Linked DNA regions of Homo sapiens: all the other regions are linked to region 1. Evidence: chromatin contacts called from ENCODE Hi-C or POLR2A ChIA-PET data. All regions are on one chromosome and are shown on one strand. Each heading gives the region's core, a stretch centred on a gene start or an enhancer-like site at or near the end of the contact. The rest is flanking DNA. Distances are from core to core; before and after follow the strand shown.

Region 1 (3,746 bases), core at 1,065-3,564:
TAAGAGACATACCTTTCAGGAAATGCATCAACATTTTTCACCCTTAATTATCATTAGGTGAACAAAGAAGGCTACTCTTTGATCTTTTCACTGAAAAACCAGGCCTAAAAGCTGCAGTGACTGCTTACAAGGTTTAGCAATCCTTCACTTTTGATTCAGAGTAGTAATAATCACTGTGTGTTTATCACCAACTTTGTTCTAGACATTGTGTTAAATACTTTACAAACAACACTTCTAATTCTGCAAGTTAGAAAGTTATCTTCATTTAGGAATGAAGTAATCAAAGTTAAGTAAATCTATTTACAAATCCAGTAAGTGGCTAATCTGCTGTACTTGATTCCTGCGCCCACAATTTCAATTACTCCAAATTTCCTCTCTGGAATATGATTTACTATATTCCAGGAGAATTACAGTATTTGTGAACAGTACATCATCAATTGATGAAAATTTTCCTGTAATCTTTTTCAATATATGTAGAGATTTCCATTTTCTTTTGAGTTTCTTTAAGGTAAACCACCTTGCCCTTTGGATTAGTCAGCTTTCTCTTGTTTCATTTTATTTATCCAGTTATTTTTGGAGAGTCTCGCTCTATTGCTCAGGCTGGAGTGCTGTGGCGCCTTGATGGCTCACATCCTCAACCTCCTGGGCTCAATCAATCCTCCCACCTCAGCCTCTCCAAGTAGCTGAGACTACAGGAGTGCATAATCACACCTGGCAAACTTAAAAAAATTTTTTTTTTGTAGATAAGGGGTTTCGCCATGTTGCCCACGCCGGTCTCAAACTCCTGGGCTTGAGCAATCCGTCCACCTCAGCATCCCAAAATGCTGGGACTTCATTTTAGAACTGAAATTCTTAGAAATGCTGGAAGACCTCAGTTGCCACTCAATTGTATTGGAAGAAGCTCCTAGTTCCAGCTTTGCACTGAATTTGGAACACACACTAAGAAGGAAGGATGGACTATTTGATGTCATACATAACTAATTTACATGGCTGGAAGGAACAGTCCAGGTTAAATGATATATCAAATTGTTAAAACTAATATAACGACAGCAAGTGCAGCTGGAAAAAGAGGAAAGAACTCTCTAAACTTCATTGCATTGGATCTAGGGTAAACGACATGTTTCTAGTCCTGGCTACCTTGAATAAGTCATTTCATCTCCCTGGACTTCATCTATTAAATAAGATAGCTACATGAAATAATCTTTAAGTTGTTTAAATCTTTAAATAACCTTTAAAGTCTGTAATTCCATTTTCAAACATAGGTGTGTGGGTATATACCTCTCTTCTCTGCCCCACTAAAATCCTAGATAGGAAGATGCTAGTTAAGGTTGGAGATGAAGGTTTGAAAGCCCGAGTTCCAACTCTACCCTCCCTTACATCTGTTATTGCCTTACACACCTGGATTTTACACCCTTTTTTAGGTCAACTCCAGCTGTCTTACCACATCTGTTCAAGCCATATTGTCCTCTCACTCTTTGTCCTATGTCCTCACGTTCTTTACATCTTGATGGGGGACAGCTGTAGTGTGTTTAGAGATATATTCTAGGATCAGCCTACTAGATTTCACTGCTTGGCTCTGCACTTTCCATTTGTCTTTCTTTGGGCCTGTTCCTTAACCTCTCCAAGCCTCAGTGTCCTCATTTATAAAAAGAGGCTAGTAAGATGGCTGACCTCATACGAATGGAGATTAAAAGAGTTGCCTCATCTAAAGGGTTTTAACGGTGTCTTGTACAGTGAAACCCAGTAAATGTTACATCATCATCATCATCTTTTCCCTCGCCCCAGGACACGACTTCCTATTCTTGCTCCCACTCTCCCATTTCTTTATTCGCTGGCCGCTCCATCCGACCCATACCTATCTTAACTCACTGGTTGAACTAAAAAGCTCTCACTCACTTCAGGCCTACGAATCAACTGACAAGAGCGGGGAGAAACTCAAAAACGGAGATGCCAGGTGTCTCCAGAATCTGTCATCCAAAAAAAAAAAAACCAAACCAAAACAAAAAAAAACCCGACGATCAGCTAGTACTATATGAAAAACAAGTTTTGAGGTCCTTCTCCCTGATGCCAAATATACCCACAGCCCTCCTCACACACCCTTTCCCTTCCTCCCTGTGTGCCAAGTTCGCCCCCGGAGTCGTCGTTTCCTTCTTTCCCGGCAGCTGCAGCGACGACCCACGGCCTGAGAGAGCCGCTGCAGCACAGGTCCCGTGCGCCCTGCCGCACAGCCTCGCCACAACCACCACCGCCGCCGCCGCCGCCGCCGCCGCCCGCAACCCGCCTCTCCCTACGGGTCCCGACTGGGCACCACTTCCGGTCCGACACGGCCACGTGTTACATCTAAATGGCACCGTCCCCCGAGTGCGCCGACCTTGTGCTACAGCCAGAACAGCTCCGGGAAACAAGGGCAGCGGGAGAAACGGCCCGGAAAGGGACGAAGAGGCTTCCAGCTTTCGCCAAGTCGCGGCTCCCAGTTTTTCCCTGGGCCTCCTTCCTTTCCCCTCTAGGGAATCCGGCATCTAGTACCGCTGGCACTGCTTGCTGCTTAGCCCACGCCTCTCATTTGAAAATATATTTTGTTTTACCGTGCCTATCACCTGCCGTCCTCTCTCTAGTAACCTTAGTAACGCCTCCTCGGAGGATCCTCTCAGAGCAGCTCATCAGCGCTTCAGATCAGCCTCTCCCTCCTTCCCCCAGTAAAACAGTTCTCATAATTAGAACAAAAATATCTCTCCATCGTTTCGCCACCCACACAATAGATACCATTCCAAAAGCAGTGCTGATGGCAGAAGAGCTCATCGAATTTGTGAGGAAAGAAAGAATAGGAGGAGAGATTTCTCAGGGTTGAGGATTCTCTGCCGACAAGCGACCTGGCACATGCGAAAAGGGATCCAAAATAGAATCTTAAAAAGAAGAAGAAAAAAGGCAGGAAAAGTTGGATTATTTTAAGCGCCACTAGGTTCTTCCTGTGCTTTGCGTTTTCTACATCACGACGCCCCACTCTTTCCACTCTAGTTGTTTGGTTCATGTCTTGTCTCTCGCTGGCATTAGCAGCTATTCATTTTTTGCTTCCTCCTCAGTACCCAAAACGGTGCCTTGGAAATCACAAGTGCTAATTAAATATTTGTTGAATTGAACTGGCACGCTTCTGGCGTTTACAGTGGGCCCTTTTTAGAGAAAACCTTGGCACTTAATGCACAGTCATTTTACATCTTTTGCCCTAAACAGTAGATAACGATATCCTTATCAGTTCAAGTCTCTAACCCTGACAATAAATTATAGATACATTCTGCTTTATCCATTGCACTGAATGTGATCTTAAAAGGCTATAAGATAAATTAAATTATTGTAAATTAACTTATTCCAAAATGCAATCAGATTATACTTCAATAAAAACTTTTACTAAAAAAAGTGAAAGCAATAGGAAGCCTTACAATTTGACGTTATAGTATATGGAATTATTTTGTCAAGCAGTTTCTTTTTTGGTAAATATATTAAATATATAATTATTTTATTGTTAATAAAACTAAACAGACCTATACCTCATATCCAATTTCCTTTCTATCCATATTTGACATTTATTAGCATTTTTCTACCATCCCTAGCATCTTCTTGTTTGTTGCTTCATTTTACTCTTCCAACAACCCTGTGCTGCTGTGTTATTAGCCTCATTTTACACATAAGGAAGAGAGGCACAGAACCTAAAGCCACAAACCTGGTGAGGGTCGAGAACTGGGTAGTACTTG
Region 2 (3,783 bases), core at 353-2,852, 1.1 Mb before region 1:
CAAGTGTTCAATTTCCTTAAGATTTTAAAAGTTATTCATAACAATAGGCTCCTGTTTCAGTATTTCCTGGTGCGGCGTACCACACCTACAGCGGTCGAGTCACGCCAGGCACTGCCAAGACGCCGAAAAGTTCTCCCGCAGCAGGCCGGAGGTGACCGACGGCGCGCAGGCCCCAGCGAGCGCTGCATGCTGGGATCCGTAGGCCGGGGCGGCGGATGTTTGCGCAGCTTCCTTGAGATGCCACCGCCCGCTGCGCCGCGCAGAAACGGGGAGCGCAGCGCACCCGCGGCCTGCGTCACTCGGTCAGTGCAGTCGTTCTAAAATCGAGGCGGACCCTGCTTTCTTGCCTGGAGTCACTTAGAGATGATGACTAAAGGATAAATTCAGAGTCCTCCAAATGGCGTCCAGTGTCCATTTCATCACGATTTGGAACCTGTAGTAGCCTTATCGCTTAACACTTCCTAATTATTATTATTATTATTTTCTTTTTGAGAAAGGGCATTGCTCTGTCGCCTATGCTGGAGTAATCCAGCGACATAATCCCGGCTCACTGCAGCCTCTATCTCCCGTGTTCAGCGATCCTTCTTCCTCAGCATCCCGAGTAGATGGGACCAAAAGGCACGCATCACCACACCAGGCTATTTTTTCCCCTCTATTTTTTGTTGAGACCCGTTGGGAGGCGCGGGGAGGGGGGTCTCCCTATGTCGCCCAGACTGGTCTCAAACTCCTGGAACTTAAGTTATCGTCCTACCTCGGCCCGTTAAAGTGTTGGGATTACAGGCCTGAGCCACCGGGCCCCAACATTAATTATTCTTCAAGCCTATTCTGGACCGGGCGCGGTGGCTCACGCCTGTAATCCCAGCACTTTGGGAGGCCGAGGCGGGTGGATCATCTGAGGTCAGGAGTTCGAGACCAGCCTGGCCAACATGGTGAAACCACATCTCTACTGAAAATACAAATATTAGCCGGGCGTGGTGGCACGCACCTGTAATCCCAGCTACTCGGGGGCTGAAGCAGCAGAATCGCTTGAACCTGCGAGGCGGAGGTTGCAATGAGCCGAGATCGCGCCACTGCACTCCAGCCTGGGTGACAAGAGCAAGACTCCGTCTCTCACACACACACACACACACACACACACACAAAGACTATTCTGGTCTCTGCCTCCGGGATGGCGGCTCGCTTTGGACCTCTCTTCTGTGCTTCTACTGCCCTCTCTTACAATTCTCTAATAATTATAATCATGGCGAGTGCTTACCATATATTCCAATCTATTTACTTCCACAAGCTCATTAATTCTCACCCTAACCCTCTGAGATGGTTACTATTATTTCCTCTCTGCAGCTGAGGGAATTTTGGGCTAGGGACGTTATGTAAGTTGAGCCACGCTACGCTAAAAGTTCCACACTCAATTCTAGCGTCTCGGCTCTGGACTACCAAGTTCCGGAGCAAGCAGACAGACCACCTCTTTACGTTCCCGTAGGCCACGCTCCGGGGGCGGGGCTCCAGTGAGGATACTGCATCCCATGGTGCCTTGCGCGCCAGCGCAGCCATTGGTCCGGCTACTCTGTCTCTTTTTCAAATTGAGGCGCCGAGTCGTTGCTTAGTTTCTGGGGATTCGGGCGGAGACGAGATTAGTGATTTGGCGGCTCCGACTGGCGCGGGACAAACGCCACGGCCAGAGTACCGGGTAGAGAGCGGGGACGCCGACCTGCGTGCGTCGGTCCTCCAGGCCACGCCAGCGCCCGAGAGGGACCAGGGAGACTCCGGCCCCTGTCGGCCGCCAAGCCCCTCCGCCCCTCACAGCGCCCAGGTCCGCGGCCGGGCCTTGATTTTTTGGCGGGGACCGTCATGGCGTCGCAGCCAAATTCGTCTGCGAAGAAGAAAGAGGAGAAGGGGAAGAACATCCAGGTGGTGGTGAGATGCAGGTAGGGAGAGGGCTGACAGGATTCCGAGCGCTGCGGCTTCGCTGCTGGGCCCCCTACTGCGCGGTCCAGGGAGAGGGATTTTATTTGCATTTCCTGAGGGTCCCAGTTTCTTGGTTCTCCGCGTTCTGTTCAATAAAAATGACACCCGGTTGCTGTGTGTATGTGGTTTTTAGGAGAAAATAACATGTTTGATTTGATCACTGTTCCATACTGAAAAGTGCGTTCTTATGTTTAAACTATAGTCAATAAAGATGTAGGTGTCACTTTTATATGCTACTTCATGTAGTTTGTCAGTTTGGAAGTAAGACTGAATACCTATTTTGCAGATGGTTAAGCACTTACGTTGGTATTATTACCTCTAAAAAGCAATCAATCACTGTTCTCTTTATTCTAGATGCAATATTTTCTGCATCCCTACTAAACAAGTAAACATCTCTGTCTTTAAACATTAAAAATTAATAAAGTGAGTTTATGTTTTTTAAAAGATCAAGACAAGTTAAGCTAGTGTAAATTTCTGATTGTGCTGCAGTTTTCCCTTTCATCTGCGTGTTTGTTCATAGACCAAACTAAACGGATATTTCGAGATAAAGGGATGTGGAGGGGTGTTCGGCCCTCCCCTGACTGGTTTCCAAATAACTTCCCAATTTTAAAATAAGCTAGAAACTGCTGCTTAGTTAGAATTGATTTATTCAACTTTTTAGAGGCTCTCCACAGTTTACTGAGTATGTGTGTTTTGTGTGTCCGTTTTTGTGGCTGTTAACAGTTGCTGTTGCAACTTTTCTGTAAACCCCAAAGTATTCTAAAATTAAAAGGTTATTTTTTAGAAAAACTTGTATCAACAAACTTTCTTAGGCTATTGTTTACTCAGCCCTGGTAACTTGAATTGTGGATATCGAAGGTGATGACTAGGTTTCTAAACAAGGTGTCAGAGAGGAAATTGGGTGGCAATCTTAAGTCTAGCCAGTGACACTTACTAGTTGTTGTACTCTGGGGCTTCTGTTAGTAGTTAGTTGTTTGAAGATTTTTATTTAAAAATGCAGTGCATATAACAAGTGCAAATTTTAAAATTATTTTGGTTGTTTAATAAAACCAGGCAATATTACCTTTTCCGTATGCATTTATTTAATTTCTTTTTTAATGTTAGTTACAAAATATTTCAGACTTACAAAAAGTTATTAAGAACAATGTAATAAACATTTGTATATTCATCACCCAGATTAAGAAACAAAACAATCATTGCTGGAGCCCCCCTTTTCCCTCTCCATCCCTTTTCCTCCAGCCACTGTTAACCATTATCTTGAACTTGATGTTTATGATCCGTATACATTTCAAGTCTTAGAAGAGATTTACTTTATCACCAATGAATAGAATAGTTCTTTGCTTGTGTCTAATATTTACAATAATTTTTGTGTAAAGAGATTTTTTTTTTCAGATTAGCCTTTTTCTTTCAAATAGCCTTCCTGGTGCGTCTGTCATTAAGCATTAAGCTTTAGTAAATAGGCAACTTATGAGTTGCGAGGTCCTCAGGGGTTGGTAAGCCTTTTCTGTAAAGGGCCCAGAGAAATAAATATTTATTTTATTTAAATACTTTAGGCTTTGCAGATCACATGTGGTTTATCAGTTTTTTTTGAGACGGAGTCTCGCTCTCTTAGGCCGTAGTGCAGTGGTGCAATCTCAGCTCACTGCAACCTCCGCCTCCCGGATTCAAGCAATTTTCCCACTTCAGCCTCTCAGGTAGCTGGGATTACAGGCGCACACCGCCATGCCTGGCTAATTTTTGTATTTTTAGTAGAGATGGGGTTTCACCATGTTGGCCAGGCTGGTCTCGAACTCCTGACCTCAGAGAATCCACCCACCT
Region 3 (3,860 bases), core at 938-3,437, 1.8 Mb before region 1:
GATTTAAAAACAAGCCGGTCCAATATCAATATATTTGATTATTACACTATCCTTTACAAATCTACACCACCAGTCCTTTCCTCTCTTCTAATGCCATTTAGACTATATACCCAATTATCTGATAATAAAAAGATTTAAAAAATATAACTAAGATCATTTTACTCACTTGCTTAAAACTCTATGACTTTCTACTTCATATGGAGCAAAGTCCAAATTCCTTACGATGATCCCTTTCTACTTCTCCCATCTCATTTCCCAACAGAGCAGACTTCTCTTACGCCTTTGCACTACGTATACCCTCTTCCTGGAAGGCTCCCAGATTGTCACACATTTAGCTACCTCTTGTCATTTAGGGCTCAGCTTAAGCTAATCCTGTTTTTCCCTGATTTACCCAGTAAGAGTAGGTCTTTAATCATACCATTAATTCCATCATTCTCTTTACATAGCACATAAATATATTTTCAATGTTTATCTATTTTCTTTTTCCTTTCCTTTTAATGTAAATTCAACCAGAGTAGGCACCTTGTCTGTTCTGGTTTCTTCAGAAGTTCCAGTCTCTCATATGGTAGGTGCTTAATTTTGGCTAAATGATTGCTGTACACGATCAGTAAAAAGTATCTGCTTGTTATTGAATGGTGGGAGATAAACTGATGAGGCAAGTAGGTGACTAAAGTGAAAATGTAAAGATATCTTGAACATCAACTTGATTAGATTTTAATAGCATGAACACCGCCAAGCAGAGTTTCTGATACAGAGAGGTGACAAACATTTGTTGAATGACTGGACAATAAATATTATTACTAGCTTGAATCTTGAGGCAAATTACTTAACCTTTCTGAGCTTAGTTTCCTTGTCTACGAAGATTAAAACTAACTTTTCAAGGCTTCCCTACAAATTATATGGATAATGCATGTCATGTGCCCAGCACACAGCAGGTACTTGTTAGTTTCTTTCTCTTTACATACATATATACTACTTTATGGTTTACAAAGTTCTTGTAAGCTCTTCTAGATTCATGACCTCATTTTATTCCCACAATCTTCTGCAGTACTTCTCATTAGCCTCATTTTACAGATGAAAAACAGACTCAAGGATTGAGACATAGCCTCTTCAGGTAATGAGAAGCCAATGGACATGCTTTATAAGCATAGGAGCGACATGATAAAAAGCAGTGAGGTTTTTTGAAGATTAATCTGTTGGCCTATAAAATGGGCTGAACTGAAAATTGGAGAAATATTATTTTGACTACTAGCATAAAAATCAAGTTTAAGGGCCGGGCGCAGTGGCTCACACCTGTAATCCCAGCACTTTGGGAGGCCGAGGCGGGCAGATCACTTGAGGCCAGGAGCAGGAGACAAGCCTGGCCTACATGGCGAAACCCCGTCTCTACTAAAAAATACAAAAAATTGGCCCGGCGTGGGGCTCGTGTGCCTCCCAGCTACTCGGGAGGTTGAGGCACATTTAGAATCGCTTGAACCCGGTAAGCGCAGGTTGGCAGTGAGCCGAGATCGCGCCACTGCACTCCAGCCTGGGCGACAGAGCGAAACTCGGTCAAAAAAAAAAAATCAAGTGTAAGATGATAAGGGCCTGGCAGAAGTGTTTAAAAGCCTAATGAACTTAAAAATATTGAAAAGCCAGATAAGTCCCCCAAAGGAACAAAAATTTAAAAATGGTAGTTTTCAAATCTGGCTGGCTGAGAAAATGATGGTACAAACAACATAAACAATTGAGAAATCAAACTTGGCAAAATCGTTGGTCAGAAGACCTTCTCTCCAATACCTAGGCAGAACTTCTGGCAAATAATGACAAACATCTGAGCCATTTCTTCAGTGTCATAGCGACTTTTTGCTTTCACTCCTCCCACTGGCTTCACCACCTGGACAAGAGCATGTTAAGGTCCTTCTGATCTTGCTTCCTAGATGCAGTACGGTGGGAAGCAGAATCTGGGTAGTGTGGAATTAGAAACCAAGCTTTCGAAGTTCCAGGACTTGGACTAAATCGCCTTTTTCCTTCTCTGTCAAATAAGGGGACCCTTACTTCACCTCCTTCCCTAGTTTTAAGACTAGACACCCTCTCCACATCAGCACAAAGCGCTTTTATTTAGGCGCGTGCCGCCAAACCAAAGGCGCTCGCGCCGAGCTAAGCTCCTGTCGGTGAGCTTACGTCACTTCCGGCGCGCTGACGCTCAGTTGTGCGTGCCGACGCCCGCGTCAGCAAAGAGCGGAGCTGAGGGTACCCGGTTTGAAGTCGTGCGGGTCGGAGGACTGCCGCCTCCGCTACCGTCTTGGACCCCTGCTTACCGGCCGCCGCGGGGACGAGCTCGGGTAGGCGGCAGGGCAGATGCCCGAGGGCCTGCGCTGGAACGCCCCACGCCGCACCGGCCGCTCCCCTGTGCTCCGCGGCCTGGGCCTGCGCCGCTCAGCTCTCTGGAAACTAGCGCCTCAGCTGCGCGGCGCGTAGGTCGCGGGGAGCTCCGAACCGCCGGCGCCCGGCCATGGCGGTCTCCAGGTGGGTCTTGCTCCTGACGAGCAAACTGGAAGGCGATTCAGGGAAGGCATGGTCTCCTCTTAGAGCCCCCACTCCTAGAGAAGAGCGGTTCTCATTGTCACTGGGCTCTGGAGCTTTCTTCAGTAGACTTCGGAGTTCGCCCCGTGGTCGGCGGGGGTTTGGGCTCGGGTTACTCCTGGGTAAATCGGTTCAATAATGCCTTTTTCTTGTTAATAGACCCCTTGGCACGTTAGAGCTGTTTTTTCTCTTTCCTCACCATGTTTCTGTTCTCTGGTTTCTCTTCCCTCTTTCGATTCTAGGGGAGTCTCTTATCTTTCTCAGTATTCTAAGGCTGGTCCCTAACCTCCATTTCATGGGAAAACTTGGTAGTTACTGTCGATGGAGGGGAAACCTGAATTACTATTATCTAAGAGACCGTCTAATTATGTTACCAGTTTTAATTTACGTTTTTAGGGGTATGTTCTTTCCTGAGATGTTTTTTAAAATTAAGTATAATTTCTCCTTTTGTTTGGCAGTAAACATTCCAACGTCAGCGTTGTAACCTTAAGCCAATTATCGTATTAGCATCATTTTCCGTAACTAAGGCGTGGAAGATAAATCACAGATCTTATATTCTTTTGAAATATTGCCTGTCAACAGGAAAGCCCAGGAAAACTATAGAAAAACTAACGACATTTATTTGTATAGCTATAGGAGAAACATTACTTTTTCCTCCGGTATGATAGAATGGTTGGAAAGCTTTTGTAAGCGGAATTTGGTGACCCTCTGTACATGTAATTAAGGGATAGTTCCTCTGTGATAGTGATCGGATGGATTCACCAAGTTCCTTAGAGTTGATATGGTAACTTTTAATGAGAATTGGATTCTTTTACCATATAGACTGAAGGAATAAATGATGAAAACAAATAGTTTTCATTTTTTTATAATTAACTGAACACATTCTTTGAGCGTATTAAGTGCACAAGTTTTATCTGTTTTGCAAGGGAAAGGATAACCCATTCCTTACAGACTCCCTAGATGACTGATGAAATAGTGTGTGGGAGAAGCCCATGGGAGTTGGGTGAAGGGGGTTGCTAGGTACCGTAGTATGGGGCATCTGATTTTTATTTTATAATCTATTCAATGTGAGGAAATTTTTTTTTAAATAAAACTGCCTTGAGAGAATACAAGTGACATTTTACATTTTTGCAAATATAGAAAGGTGTATCTTCTAATTTGTTACCTCCCATATAAATGCATGAATATATACATTGTAAATGCATTGATATGTAAACTTAATATAACATTTATCAGGTAATAGTGTTTAAGGAGATGAGTACTTCTTTTCTTAGAGCAACCTGTGCATTTTCACA
Region 4 (4,331 bases), core at 1,527-4,026, 1.4 Mb before region 1:
CTGAGGATGCAGTGAGCTGGCGCCACTGCACTCCAGCCTGGATGACAAAGCGAGACTCTGTCTCAAAAAAAAAAAAAAAAAACCCAGAATAATGCTGCTATGAACATTCACAAACAAGATTTTGTGTAGACATGTTTTCATTTCTCTTGAAAATACCTAGAAGTGGAATTACTGGGTCACATGCTAATCACTCTTTAGACCAGTAACAGGATTTTTTTCTACTTTAAAAGGTTTTTGACACAGCCAGAAAGCTGATTTTTCATAAAAATGCAAACATAAAATCCATTTGTTGGTATAATAAGGTCAAGGTGCACAAGTCTTTGCTATCAACAAAAGGTATCATATTTTCCAATTTCAGTTGAAACAGACATTCTAACATTGGTTAAGATCTTAGAATCTTGGAGTTTGTACTAGTGTACTTAATCCATATGCTGGGATAAAATTCTGTTTTTAAGCAGGAAGTATATATCCAACTCCCATGGCTGACAACTGCTTAAGAAATAAGTACACAATAAGGTTAGACTGACACAGCACAAGGAGCAAAAAATAATAATTTAAAATGTTAAGACACCGGGCTGTGCACGGTGGCTCACATCTATGATCCCAGCCCTATGGGAGGCCGAGGCAGGCAGATCACCTGAGATCAGTTCAAGATCAGCCTGGTCAACATGGTGAGACCCTGCCTCTGCCAAAAATACAAAAGTTAGCCAGGCATGGTGGTGCGAGCCTGTAATCCCAGCTACTCCGGAGGCTGAGGCACGATAATCACCTGAACCCGGAGGAGGAGACTGCAGTGAGCCAAGATAGTGCCACTGCACTCCATCCTGAGCAACACAGCGAGACTCCGTCTCAAAAAAATAAAATAGACCAGGCGCGGTGGCTCGCCCCTGTAATCCCAGCACTTTGGGAGGCCGAGACGGGCTGATCGCCTGAGGTCAGAAGTTCGAGACCAGCCTGGTCAACATATAGTGAAACCCCATCTCTACTAAAAAACACAAAAATTAGCTGGGTGTGGTGGCACACACCTGTAGTCCCAGCTACTTGGGAAGCTGAGGCTAGAAGGATCACTTGAAGTCAGGAAGTGGAGCTTGCAGTGAGTCAAGACAGCGCCACTGCACTCCAGCCTGGGCAACAGAGCAAGACTCCATCTCTCAAAATCAATGAATTAATTAAATAAATGAATTAATTAAATAAAATATTAGACACTGGTCACATGCGGTGACTCACATCTGTAATCCCAACACTTTGGGAGACCAATGCGGGTGGCTCGCTTGAGCCCAGGAGTTGCAAGACCAGCCTGGGCAACATGGCGAGACCGCGTCTCTACCAAAAAAAAAAAAAAATATATATATATATATATATATATATGTATTATATATTATAAATGTATATATGTATTATATATTATAAATGTATTATATATTATATAATACATATATATTATATATAATACAAATATATATAAAATATTAGACACCCCGATTAAACTAAATACTCATTTTCTTTCCCTAGGAGGAGTGTGTGTGTATGTGTGTGGTGGGGGGGGGTGGGTGCTGTTTCTCAAAAACATATTTCAAAAATTGGAGGCCAAGTAAGCTTCTGGTCACATTTTTTGGGTTTGTTGTTTTTTCCCAGCAATGAACACTCTAGTTCAAATATACTTCGCAAATTTTGAACAGATAATGAAAAGTTGATTGTAAAATTCTACATATAAAAAGAGCTTTAAAAACACATTTTCATTTTTTAAAAAATCAAACACCTTGTAGCAGATATTAGACATAATCAAGGGAAAACTACCAGCGTCCTACCAATCACAGCCCTAGAGAAAACGCCACAGGTCGTCCAAAAAACGCATTCGTTTGAGCCGACAGCTCTTTCCTCCCGCCAAAGCTATCCCTCGAACGTCAGAAGCTGACCCAAGGAGTGACTGATGATTTCTCCTTTTTGATTCCCCACCCCCGCCACTCCCAATCCACCTGCTTGAAGGTGTCAACGCGACTAGAAACGGTTAACAGTGACCAGCAGCAGAGAGAGAAACAAACATCCCTGACAACCCACAGCTGAGTAAGCAAGAGCTGTTTATTCACCAACGTGTTCCATTTGGAGACTGTCGGCGAGCCCTGGAAAGCCCAGGCACATTTGAGAAGGTTCCTGGAGAGGGAGAGAATCATCTTTCCTTCCCCCAACTCCCCAGCCCCAAACACACAGAGAGACTCGGGTGGAAGCTGTCTGGTCCAGGCAGTCCCTATTTGCCCGCCCCCTCAAGAAGAACCTCACGCACCAAACCAACCGACCCCTCGCGGAGGTGGTGTAATTCCCCCAAAATGGGCTCTGCCGCAGGAGAGGCTGGCTCCAGCGCCGGGGGCTTCGGAAGGAGTTTCTGCCACCCCCACTGCCGCCACTGACCGCCCCGACGCCACGGCCGGGGCCGGGGACCCTGATAAGAAATGGCCCTTCAGCCCCCTCCCCTCACCTGGCTCGGTCCCACCTGAGGGCAAGAGCGGAGGCAAAAACAAACAGGCAGGGAGGGCTGACCTTGTTGCTACCGACAGTGGAGCGGCGCATCCTGCTGCTTCCTGGAAAGCGGCCCGAAAGACATTTTTTCCCCCTGGAGGAAGGAAACGGGAGGGCGCCGGCCAGACGGCGGCAGGCGCGGAGGCGTTGGTCCGGGCGGGCTGTGCAGCCTCTAGTGGAGACGGTCCGAAGACTACATCTCCCAGGCTGCTCTGGGCCGCCCTGCGTCGTAACCCTGGCGCGCACGGAGGCGGCGACTCTTACCTCACAAAGGTAGCTCCTCCGCCGGCAGCAACTCGGCGCCCGCGGTCCATGGACCGGAACCTCGGGCCGACGGACGGGAACCCGGGCCGCGATCGCCGCCTCCCCGCCTCAGGCTCCTCCTCCTCGCTCTCCGCCGCCTCCGCCGGACTCCCGCAGGCCCTGCACCGCCGCCGCCAGGCTAGCGGAGCTGCCCCGGGAAGCTGGGTGACGGGTTCGCGGCTGCCGCCGGACTGCGGCCTACTCCGCCGCCTCTCAGTGCTATTGTCCCTGGGCCTGGCCTTGAGCGGGTCCACTGGGGAAGGCCGTGTGCGCCGGCTCCGCGGAAGATGCCGGACCAAGCCCTACAGCAGATGCTGGACAGGTACGGGCAGCTGTGGGGGGGACCGGGAGCCGCCGACCCTCGCTCTGGCCCTGCCCGCGCCCGCCCTCGAGGCTCTTGGTGAGCAGAACCCGGCGTGCCGGGAGGAGTTCCACGGCCAGGGGGCCGTGAGAGGGGCAAAAAGTTTGGAGTCTAGACCTGGGGGAGGACAGAGCGAGCGGCCTGGGTCGTAGACTTTGGGTGAAACTTAGCTAAGGAGTGGCGTCTGGTTTCCTTGGAACCCCGTTTTGACCTGAGAGGGACTCCTGTTAATCCACAAAATTAGTTTTCCTTACCCTCTTCCCCTCCCCCTTCCCCCTCCCCAACTTGTGAAGTGTTTGTCAGCGATGTCACTGGCAAGAACCGGGTTATCTTTCAGGGGAATGACCCCCTTATAATTTTAAGTCTCTGTCTGAGAACCAATGATAAGCATTCTTTTGGAAAGCCTGATAGGCTGATTTCATTCTCCCACTTTCCCTGAACCCGCACCCCCCGTCCCCCCCGCCCCATCCCGTCCCCACCTCCGAACTGTAAGGTCAGAGTATCCGCAAGGGAGATTTAACGGTCAGACCAGAGTAGAGGTTATGGAAAACAGCCAAATGAGTCCAACGCTGAACATTTAGTGTACTTGACGATCGTTGAGTTCATTGAAGACGTTTCAGCTCGTACAGGAGTCCAGTTGCCCATTCTTGGGGGGCCCCAGTCGGTAAAACTCTTTGTGAAGTCGGGTGCACCGCCCTCTGCTGTTGAAATTCTGGTCCGTGGGTCCTACCATGAGTTTTTGGAGACTCTAGATCCACATTTCCCCCGAGCCAAGTCTTACTTCCTGGCATAGCAAGTTGTACAAGCTAATTCATGATGTTTGTGGTTGCTTACAATTCTCAATAGACACCACTTGCCACCCATTTCAGCAGGTGGTACCAACTCTTTGTACTCAGTAAAATTCCAACTGTAAGGTGTTAAATGAAGGCCCTCCCTTAATTGAGTTTATACCCAGTTAAATGCTTTTGGGCCTGCCACACCCAGAACACAAATGACCCAAGGGTACACATCCTTCCAGAGTGACAGACATTTTTTTGGAGCTTAGAATTTTGAGCCATCTCAGTTAATAGGAATTATGTCACTGATTTTTTTCAGTTGAGATAACTGGTGATTCATCCAGCCCTTGTTTCAGGTCAACATCCTGACAATTGTA
Region 5 (4,325 bases), core at 747-3,246, 2.0 Mb after region 1:
GAAATGGCAGGACTGAGATCCTAATCTAATGCTCCTCCTACACTGTTGCCTCATGAAATGAAAATAAGGTTGGCATAGACTCATTTGTCAAAGATGTTCATTCAAACATTATTTGGTGCTTACTATGTGTTAGGCACTGGGGATTCAGTTAGTACCCTCATGGAGATTGTAGTAAGTGGGGAATATAGTCTATCTGTGATTATCTGAGTTAAGAGGAATGATTAAAATGATTGAAATTAAAGTTCTTTATGAGTTTTCTGATCCATAGCCAACAGAACATAAAAAGTTGCAAATGTGGCCAGGCGCGGTGGCTCACACCTGTAATCCCAGCACTTTGGGGGTCGAGGTGGGTGGCCCATGAGGTCAAGAGATCAAGACCATCCTGGCCAACATTGCAAAACCCCGTCTCTACTAAAAATACAAAAATTAGCTGGTCATGGTGGCACACACCCATAGTCCCAGCTACTCGGGAAGCTAAGGCAGGAGAATCACTTTAATCCGGGAGGTGGAGGTTGCAGTGAGCTGAGATCGTGCCACTGCACTGCACTCCTGGCGATAGGTGGAGGCTCCGTCTCAAAAAAAAACAAAAATGCAAATGTATTCCGTAATAAGAGAGAAGAGGCAGAAAGAGGCGTAGAGATTCAAAGGACAAAAAAAAAAAAAGTTTAAAAAAAAGAAATGGAAAAAAGGCCAGAATAAAAGCCAATTCTCAATAAATGTTAGACCAAGCTTGTCCAACCTGCAACCCACCGGCCGCATGCAGCCCAGGACGGCTTATGAATGCAGCCCAACAACACAAATTTGTAAACTTTCTTAAAACATTTGACATTTTTTTTGCTTTTTTTTTGTTGTTGTTTTTAACTCATCAGCTATCGTTAGTGTATTTTACGTGTGGCCCAAGACAATTCTTCTTCCAATGTGGGCCAGGGAAGACAAAATATAACACTCCTGTGTTAGAAAATGAGAACAACCAACATGTTTCTACTCACAGTTGTTCACATGGACACAAAACTGCCTGATTCCATTAGAATCCATGAAAACTCTTGAAGGAAACGGGGAATTACTCCTGAAGATAACAGAGTTGTCTACACAAACCCAGCTTGAAGACCTGTGAGGAAAGAGGAGGGAGAAGATATATTTAGAAGGGGCGGGGCAGGTCCAAAAAAGAGTGTCCCAGCAATATCGGCCAGATGATGCCAAAGAGGACTCCTTGGGCACCTATAGGACGACACGAAGGTCTTATTCTACTGGCCAGCCCTGCTCTAGAGAATCAGAAAAGGCAATTCCTAGGAAAAACCAAGGGAATGTCCTAGGAGTGGAAGTACGGGTGGGAGGCACAAAGACTAACTCTTCTTACATCCAAATGTTACCCGTTGTAGGCCCCAAACCCCTTTAGGATTCAGTCTGAGCAACGAAGCTCACCTTACGCTGCCTGGAAGGCAGAAGGAGAAAACTGTCCTCGGATGGAGAAGATAGCAGTCCCTGTCGCAGCAGCAATTTATATCGCAGGCTCCAGGAGTCAAGTCACAGACACAGATCGGTAAGACTATGAAAGTACGACACAGAGTGAGTGGGATGAAGATCCCCAAACTCTCCCAGGTGCTCACCCTCCTTCTTCCGACAGCCCCACTCCTGCTTTGTGGCAGCTCAACTTTGCTCACAGAATTTTAGATCTCAGAAGTAAGTTTCCACCCCCACAACGTTTTCCCTCACCTGGGAAGAGGTCCACAGTCCTATTCCCAGGGGCCGAGGGAGTCACGAGAGTAGGGACCACTGTAGGGAGTCCAGGCACGGCCGGGCGAGTTGCAGTCGCCTCTGAAGGGGACTGGAGGGTTCCGCCATCCGTCCCTCGCTGCAGCTCCAAAGACGTGGGCACTGCCCCTGATGGGGAGGAAGAGGGCTGAGGCCGGACGCCATCGGGGAACACCAGAAAGAACACTTGCAGGAGCGCGAGCTGTGGGGTGCGCATGGGGCATTCAGGGCCTCCGGGTCCGACGTAGGCCTCCGCGGTCTCCAATCGCATTGCCAGAGCGTGGGTGGGAGGAGTCGCATAGCGTCTGACGCCATCCGCGTGCCTCTTCTCATTGGCTCATGAGAAGGCTGAGAGCTCTTCAACCAATCGAAAGTGGGGTTGTTACAGCTCTTTCAGTGTCCTTCGGTCTGCGCCCTCCTCCTTAACGCGGGCCGGGCCGTGCCTCCGTTGCCTGGCAACCGTCAGTGACGAAGAAGCCCTTGCGCCTTCCTTCCGCTAGGTGGCGGTAGGAGTTCGGCGGACCGAGAGGTTCCGCGCCCACTTCGCGGCCCAGAGGACTGAGCCCGGCCTCCGGTGCAAGGAAACCCCAGAGGCCGGAACTAGAATTGCAAATTTTTTTTCACCCCGGATTCCAACGGTGAGAAACCCTTTCTATGGAAGAATAATGTTCTCAGGTGGGGGAAACACACCTAAGGTCACATACCTTAAAAAACAGTCTCCTCTAAATATGGCTTTTTTAAAAAAAAAAAAAACACATTAGAAATAATGTTCATTCAGCTCCTTACATTTTAACATTGAGAAATTTTGAAAACCCTAAAGAAATGCATCAAATCATTAAAGATGGACTGCATGTTTGTTGTTAGAAAAAGCAGTGAGAGAAAAATAAGAAAAAAGGGCAGGAAAAATGTGAGAAAATAGGGAGAGAAAGAATAAAAAAAAGAAACATTGTCTAGGAGGTGAGAAAATAAGATGGAGGAATGGAAATAGAAGATTTTTTTCCCCGTGTTAATGGCAAATTTTTTAAGCCTCTCTAGGAGGTTTTTGTTCTTCCCGGGAATGGCGTGCCTCTTCCGATTCCCCACAGCAGCGCGGGCCATGGGACTTTCCTTCGGTATTGGAAATGTACCGTAGCTGCACTGTCCAGCATGGTAGTCACCGGCCTTATGTGGCAATTGTGCGCTTGAAATGTGGCTAGCGTGACTGAGGAGCTGATTTTTTTTTTTTTTTTTTTTTTTGAGACGGTGTTTCGCTCTGTCGCTCAGGCTGGAGTGCAGTGGTGTGATCTCAGCTCACTGCAACCTCTGCCTCTAGGATTCAGGTGATTCTTCTGTTTCAGCCTCCTGAGTAGCTGGGATGACAGGCACGCGCCACCACGCCCGGCTAATTTTATTTTTATTTTTAGTAGAGATGGGGTTTCACCATGTTGTCCAGGCTGGTCTCGAATTCCTGACCTCAAGTGACCCTCCCGCCTTGGCCTCCTAAAGTGCTGGGATTACAGCTGTGAGTCGCTGTGCCTGGCCTGAATTTTTAATTTTTAAATTGTAATTAATTCAAAGTTAACCACAGACGTGAGTAGCTACCATATTGTACAGTGGGACTGTAGATGATCAAAATATTGCTCCTCCTAGACCCAGTATTTTCCTATGTCCACGGTTCTGACATCTGGATTATTTTGGATATTTAGTTTTAGTATATAAATTAACATCTGTTAAGAGTTATCTAAAATCTAGTACACTTACCTAAAATCTGGTCAACACCTCCCTTTACAAGTGAATCATTTAACTCAGGTAAGTTTTAGGACATTTGACTTTACTTGAATTCTCTTACAAGATCTTTATTTTCTAATGTTTTGAAGTCAGTAGCTAAAAGTCTCTCTGTGTTATAAATATTTTCAAATATGTTTTTATGTTGTTGTGTGATAGACAGCTATGGGAGATATGTGTTTGGTCTTAAAACATTTATTTACCTTATTAGTAATTTCTATAGGAAAAGGCCAAGTTCATATTATTCAGATTATATGATCATATGTATATACTAGAATGTAAATTCCAAAAATAGTGAGTTTTGTCTGTTTTGTTCATTGAAATATCCCCATGCCTAGAACAGTGTCTGGGACATGTTAGATGTGCATTAAATATTTTAAAAATATATTAAAAATTGTTTTGTTGAACTCTTTAGAATTAATCCTTAGGAATATTTTTAGTTTATTTTATTTCAGGATTGTATTTCTTTCTATAAAATTTCTTCTTTTTGCAACCAATTTACCATGTAATGATCTTTCTATAAAATTTCCATTGTACATCTGATCAGAGACTATTTTAGATTTCAAAGTTTGGAATTTAAATGGCAACTCTCAAATAGTGTTAAATTATTTCTGAATTTATTAGCGTTGGCAAAAGACTGTTGGTTGAAGTAATTTTAGAGATGAGTGATAAGGAAGTAATGTTTCCGGATCTTTTTGAGTTGCTTTTTCTTATTTTTGAATTTTAACACAACTTTTTTTTAGAAAAGTTATTTTTTTCTCTTTTGTTATAGTTAAGCAAAAAGATTATTTGTATTGCTGTTTTTTAAA
Region 6 (4,278 bases), core at 877-3,376, 1.9 Mb before region 1:
GTGCAGTGACATGATCACAGCTCACCATAGCCTCAAATTCCTAGATCCCTCACATGTGCAGTTCACAATAGGGTTTGCGCTCCTGTGAAAATCTAATGCTGCTGCTGATCTGACAGGAGGTGGAGCTCAGGCGGTAATGCTCACTCCCCGCCCATCCCCACCCTGCCTCCATCCCCCGCCCTGCACCTTCTCTGCTCACCTCACGCTGTGCGTCCTTGTTCCTTACAGGCTAGGGACCAGTACCGGTCCAAGGGCCGGGGGTTGGGGACCCCTGTTCTAGTTAACTTGCTGCAGCTCCTACATCAGTATTTGCTGCTTCACCTTACACTTCTATATTATGAAGACAGCTTCTTTCCTTAAACTTCATGAACCAACCTCTGCTAGCTTTTAACTTGTCTTCTGCAACTTCCTCAGGTCTCTCAGCCTTCACAAAATTGAAGGCAGTTAGGGCTTTGCTCTGGATTCAGCTTTGGCTTAAGGAAATCTTGTGGCTGGTTTGACCTTCTATCCAGACCACTCAAACGTTCTTCGTATCAGCAGTAAGTCTGTTTCACTTTCTTATCATTCATGTGTTCACTGGAGTAGCACTTTTAATTTCCTTCAAAAACTTCTCATTTGCATTCACAACTTGGCTGTTTGGTGCAAGGGGGCCTATCTCAGCTTTCAACATGCCTTCTGCACTAAGATGAATCATTTCTAGCTTTTGATTTAAAGTGAGAGATACGCAACTTTTCCTTTCACTTGAACACCTAGAAAACCATTGCAGAGTTCTTAATTGGCCTAATTTCAATATTATTGTGTTTAAGGGAACAGATAGGCCCCAGGAGAGGGAGAGAGATGGCAGAGTAGCCTGTCAGTGGGGCAGTCAGAACATACACATTTATTGATTGATTGCTGTCTTCTATGGGTGTGGTTTGTGGTGCCTCAAAACAATTACAACAGTGATTTCAACTTATCACTGATCATAGATCACCATAGCAGATTTATGGGAAGAAAAATGATAAACGCAATCATATTGGTAGTGTTCTAGTCCTAGGTTCGTTCATGCATGTTCATGTTATTGATAAGCACCATAACTTCAATTTCATATGTATAAAAATGCTCAAAAAAGTGTACATCCTCTTTTAGCACTGTAGTGAGTCAACATTCCCCAACAAAAACTGGATTTCCTGAAAAACAGGTTAAGGTAGGAGGTTGGGGGGGGGATGCTTTTCAGAATGGCAAAGGTCAACATGTATCATCTTCTGTAAGTAAAATGTATGTATAGGCATACCTTTCTTTCAGTTTAAGACAAGGGGGTGTAGTGGGGAATTATCGTGTAAAACTACACCAGTATCTTAAGCATGAAAATCAATTATATGCTTTTCTTTTGTTTGTTGGTCAAAGAAAAAGATTATAACTCAGAAAACTTTCTTGGAGATGCGTATGCTCAGTGTATCCAAACTTTAGGCATGTCAGGTACAATATTGATTTACAAAAAGTTCCTCTAATCAATCCTGAGCTAATAACTTACTGTGGAAAGAGTAATTGATCAGAGCCATCCCTCCAATTGGAGTCAACTTCCATGACTGTTCGGATTTCCTTTATTTTGGGGGCAGTTCATCCAAACTTCTATTAAACGGCAACTAGTTCACTTTTGAGAAGTGGTTTACAAGAAACAACAACAACAACAACAAAGCAGTTGCGGAGGAAAGAAAAGAGACAAAGTAAAAAAAACGGAAAAGAAATCTCCCAGGAGAAAGGGATGTGGAAGCTGAAAACACGGACAATTTCCACAGTAAGACTTCCAAAAGAATGTGCAAGATCCGAGCAAAACTTTCAAGGGCTCTTTTTCAGTGTAATGGTAGTGAGAAAGTTCAGCCTGGAAAGCCCAGGGCTTAAAACAACAACAACAAAAAACACAATATGCAGGATCGTTCGGCTTCAGCAGAACCCACCGCAAAGATGGCGGTGGGACGAAGCCCCTTCTCCCGCCGCCGAAGCCTCTCGCCTCACATTTCCCACAAACCCTTCGCGCCGCCTCGCTAGCCGAAACCTGCCCAGCCGGTGCCCGGCCACTGCGCACGCGCGGGACGACGTCACGTGCGCTCCCGGGGCTGGACGGAGCTGGCAGGAGGGGCCTTGCCAGCTTCCGCCGCCGCGTCGTTTCAGGACCCGGACGGCGGATTCGCGCTGCCTCCGCCGCCGCGGGGCAGCCGGGGGGCAGGGAGCCCAGCGAGGGGCGCGCGTGGGCGCGGCCATGGGACTGCGCCGGATCCGGTGACAGCAGGGAGCCAAGCGGCCCGGGCCCTGAGCGCGTCTTCTCCGGGGGGCCTCGCCCTCCTGCTCGCGGGGCCGGGGCTCCTGCTCCGGTTGCTGGCGCTGTTGCTGGCTGTGGCGGCGGCCAGGATCATGTCGGGTCGCCGCTGCGCCGGCGGGGGAGCGGCCTGCGCGAGCGCCGCGGCCGAGGCCGTGGAGCCGGCCGCCCGAGAGCTGTTCGAGGCGTGCCGCAACGGGGACGTGGAACGAGTCAAGAGGCTGGTGACGCCTGAGAAGGTGAACAGCCGCGACACGGCGGGCAGGAAATCCACCCCGCTGCACTTCGCCGCAGGTAACCGGGGCCAGCGTCCCCTCGCCTCGCTCCAGACCCCACCTGCGCAGCCGGGGCCCACAGGTCTGAAACCAGTGCTCCTCCGCCTCCCGACCTTTCTCCAGGACTCTGGTCCTGGTGATCTCGCTCTCTTCCAGTGGGGACTAAGGAGATTAGGGGTAGGGTGAGCGTGCCACACTCGCTGGAAGTTTTTTGTTTTGTCTTGGTTTGGTTTTTTTGCCAGGTGTTGGGGGTGGTTTGGGGTTTTGGCTTTGTTTTGTTTTACAGTATCAACAATACCTGTACCAACTTCCGGTCTTGTTACCCTAGAAGGCCTCTACACACAAGAAAGAGTAGGGGACGTAGTTGATAGACCTTATGATTTAAAAGGTCAGTTACCTCCAAAATTTTTCGTTCTTGCAAGTTCCATTTGGGTTAAGGTCTTGAAGGACTTTGTAAAATACAAGGATGTAATTTAGGAGGAGTAGCTTAATAGGACGTTGACACATTAGCGTTAATTGGTTTATCAGAATAGCCAATCATTACCAAGTTTCTGGAGTGACTAGAACGGGAAATAGGCAAGTTTGGGAGAACTGAAACCTGACTTAGGCTGGGTGCGGGAAGCCTTAGACACACACACATACAAGTTGGGCGGAAAGTGGTAGTATAAGAGAAAAGATAGTGCAAGTACTTTAGCTTGAATCTAGAATTTAAGTTGGGACTAACCTTGCTTCATTCTGAAATTTAGATCGTTTGAATTACATTATTTTAATATTTATTAGGTTCACTTTATGATTTAAGCATATTAAATTTAGTCGAAAAATTTAAAAGAGCCATAGATGGGATATTCAGCTTATTCCCATAAAGCATGCATGCTGTTCACTTGTAGGAAAGATGATGACTGTTTCTAACTTCAGGTGAGTCATGCGTGATTGAAAATGGGAGTACCTCCTCTTACCTCTGACAATCCTGGTTTTTTGTTTTGTGTATTTCATGATTGTTTAAAACAATTTTTTGAAAAATCGGGGAATACCTTTTAAAGTACTCCTGTTCTTTTGGGGCTAGATTGATGAAGAGAAAAGGAGCAGTGAGAAATATTTCCTCTTTCACAGATATTACTTTTACACTTTCTACCAATTGGAGATTTGTTCGCTTTAACCTGTTCCAGATTTTAAATGTAAATACTACCAGGAGGTATGCTTTTTTGATCAATTGCACCTTTGTTGGATTTCCATTGGGGAGTCTTTTAAAAAGAAGAAAGTTTAGGGAACCTAGGTGGGAGAACTAGAAACGGTTTGTGGGCAATGGAAAGAGAAGGAAGAATACTTAAGTCAAACACACCTAGTTAGCCTTTTTGCCCGAAATTTCGGTGGTAAGTGCTGCCGTTCTTCAGCTAATTTAGGTTGTCCTGTTTGACCATGTAGTCAACATTTAAACAACTCATTTGGCAAACTGTCACGATCAACTGATACATAAGCCAAAGGGTAGGGTTACTTAGATTCTGTTCACTTGATCTGTGGGATAAAAATAACCAAGAAAGATCTTAGTTGCTACCTTTCAAGAATTTGGTGTATTAGTGAGTTCATATCTGAAAATAGTAATATTTAGAGGTGTAAGATTATGTTATTAGATCCTCAGTGACCTTGTTCCTTCTCTGCCTTCCCACCTTCAGTTCTGTCCCAACGTTTCAAAGCATATTTTTTACATAG

What was found. Hi-C counts contacts between places; a loop is a spot of excess contacts on that map. ChIA-PET counts read pairs that join two places held with the same protein, here RNA polymerase II (POLR2A). Pooled maps may share reads with other maps.
Region 2: a map of B cell shows a loop between it and region 1 (12-fold over the local background). The contact joins the promoter of KIF11 here to the promoter of FRA10AC1 in region 1. A Hi-C loop is called at or near these places in 6 of 168 maps with a recorded cell type or tissue (B cell, CD4-positive, alpha-beta T cell, CD4-positive, alpha-beta memory T cell and 3 more) and 15 of 50 pooled maps. POLR2A ChIA-PET finds 5 or more read pairs at or near these places in 1 of 52 experiments (CD4-positive, alpha-beta memory T cell).
Region 3: a loop to region 1 is called in a map of CD4-positive, alpha-beta memory T cell, with 14 times the contacts of the local background. The contact joins the promoter of BTAF1 here to the promoter of FRA10AC1 in region 1. A Hi-C loop is called at or near these places in 1 of 168 maps with a recorded cell type or tissue (CD4-positive, alpha-beta memory T cell) and 12 of 50 pooled maps. POLR2A ChIA-PET finds 5 or more read pairs at or near these places in 1 of 52 experiments (CD4-positive, alpha-beta memory T cell).
Region 4: a map of B cell shows a loop between it and region 1 (12-fold over the local background). The contact joins the promoter of MARCHF5 here to the promoter of FRA10AC1 in region 1. A Hi-C loop is called at or near these places in 2 of 168 maps with a recorded cell type or tissue (B cell and naive thymus-derived CD4-positive, alpha-beta T cell) and 10 of 50 pooled maps.
Region 5: a loop to region 1 is called in a map of naive thymus-derived CD4-positive, alpha-beta T cell, with 15 times the contacts of the local background. The contact joins the promoter of TCTN3 here to the promoter of FRA10AC1 in region 1. A Hi-C loop is called at or near these places in 2 of 168 maps with a recorded cell type or tissue (CD4-positive, alpha-beta memory T cell and naive thymus-derived CD4-positive, alpha-beta T cell) and 5 of 50 pooled maps.
Region 6: a loop to region 1 is called in a map of B cell, with 12 times the contacts of the local background. The contact joins the promoter of TNKS2 here to the promoter of FRA10AC1 in region 1. A Hi-C loop is called at or near these places in 3 of 168 maps with a recorded cell type or tissue (B cell and naive thymus-derived CD4-positive, alpha-beta T cell) and 13 of 50 pooled maps.

The regions. Positions count from the first base shown.
Region 1 is chr10:93,700,278-93,704,023 of GRCh38, forward strand. FRA10AC1 (FRA10A associated CGG repeat 1) reads right to left here and starts at 2,315. Exons shown (of 14, transcript NM_145246.5): 1 at 2,098-2,315. RefSeq lists an enhancer at 2,304-2,603.
Region 2 is chr10:92,591,528-92,595,310 of GRCh38, forward strand. KIF11 (kinesin family member 11) reads left to right here and starts at 1,603. Exons shown (of 22, transcript NM_004523.4): 1 at 1,603-1,925. The coding sequence starts at 1,849. RefSeq lists enhancers at 318-407, 1,218-1,407, 1,438-1,487, 1,589-2,340 and silencers at 1,808-1,857, 1,938-2,007.
Region 3 is chr10:91,921,583-91,925,442 of GRCh38, forward strand. It overlaps BTAF1 (B-TFIID TATA-box binding protein associated factor 1), which reads left to right and starts at 2,188. Exons shown (of 38, transcript NM_003972.3): 1 at 2,188-2,508. The coding sequence starts at 2,495. RefSeq lists enhancers at 930-1,463, 1,811-1,920, 2,531-2,730 and a silencer at 2,171-2,470.
Region 4 is chr10:92,288,391-92,292,721 of GRCh38, forward strand. It overlaps MARCHF5 (membrane associated ring-CH-type finger 5), which reads left to right and starts at 2,777. Exons shown (of 6, transcript NM_017824.5): 1 at 2,777-3,139. The coding sequence starts at 3,105. It overlaps CPEB3 (cytoplasmic polyadenylation element binding protein 3), which reads right to left and starts at 2,688. Exons shown (of 10, transcript NM_014912.5): 1 at 2,536-2,688. RefSeq lists enhancers at 1,982-2,191, 3,139-3,717 and a silencer at 2,752-3,001.
Region 5 is chr10:95,691,931-95,696,255 of GRCh38, forward strand. TCTN3 (tectonic family member 3) reads right to left here and starts at 1,997. Exons shown (of 14, transcript NM_015631.6): 1 at 1,714-1,997; 2 at 1,423-1,546; 3 at 990-1,108. The coding sequence starts at 1,969. It also overlaps a transcript of ENTPD1 not described here. RefSeq lists enhancers at 1,702-1,981, 2,456-2,957.
Region 6 is chr10:91,796,300-91,800,577 of GRCh38, forward strand. TNKS2 (tankyrase 2) reads left to right here and starts at 2,127. Exons shown (of 27, transcript NM_025235.4): 1 at 2,127-2,590. The coding sequence starts at 2,392. It overlaps TNKS2-DT (TNKS2 divergent transcript), which reads right to left and starts at 1,992. Exons shown (of 2, transcript NR_108071.1): 1 at 1,938-1,992. RefSeq lists an enhancer at 1,836-2,005 and a silencer at 2,086-2,495.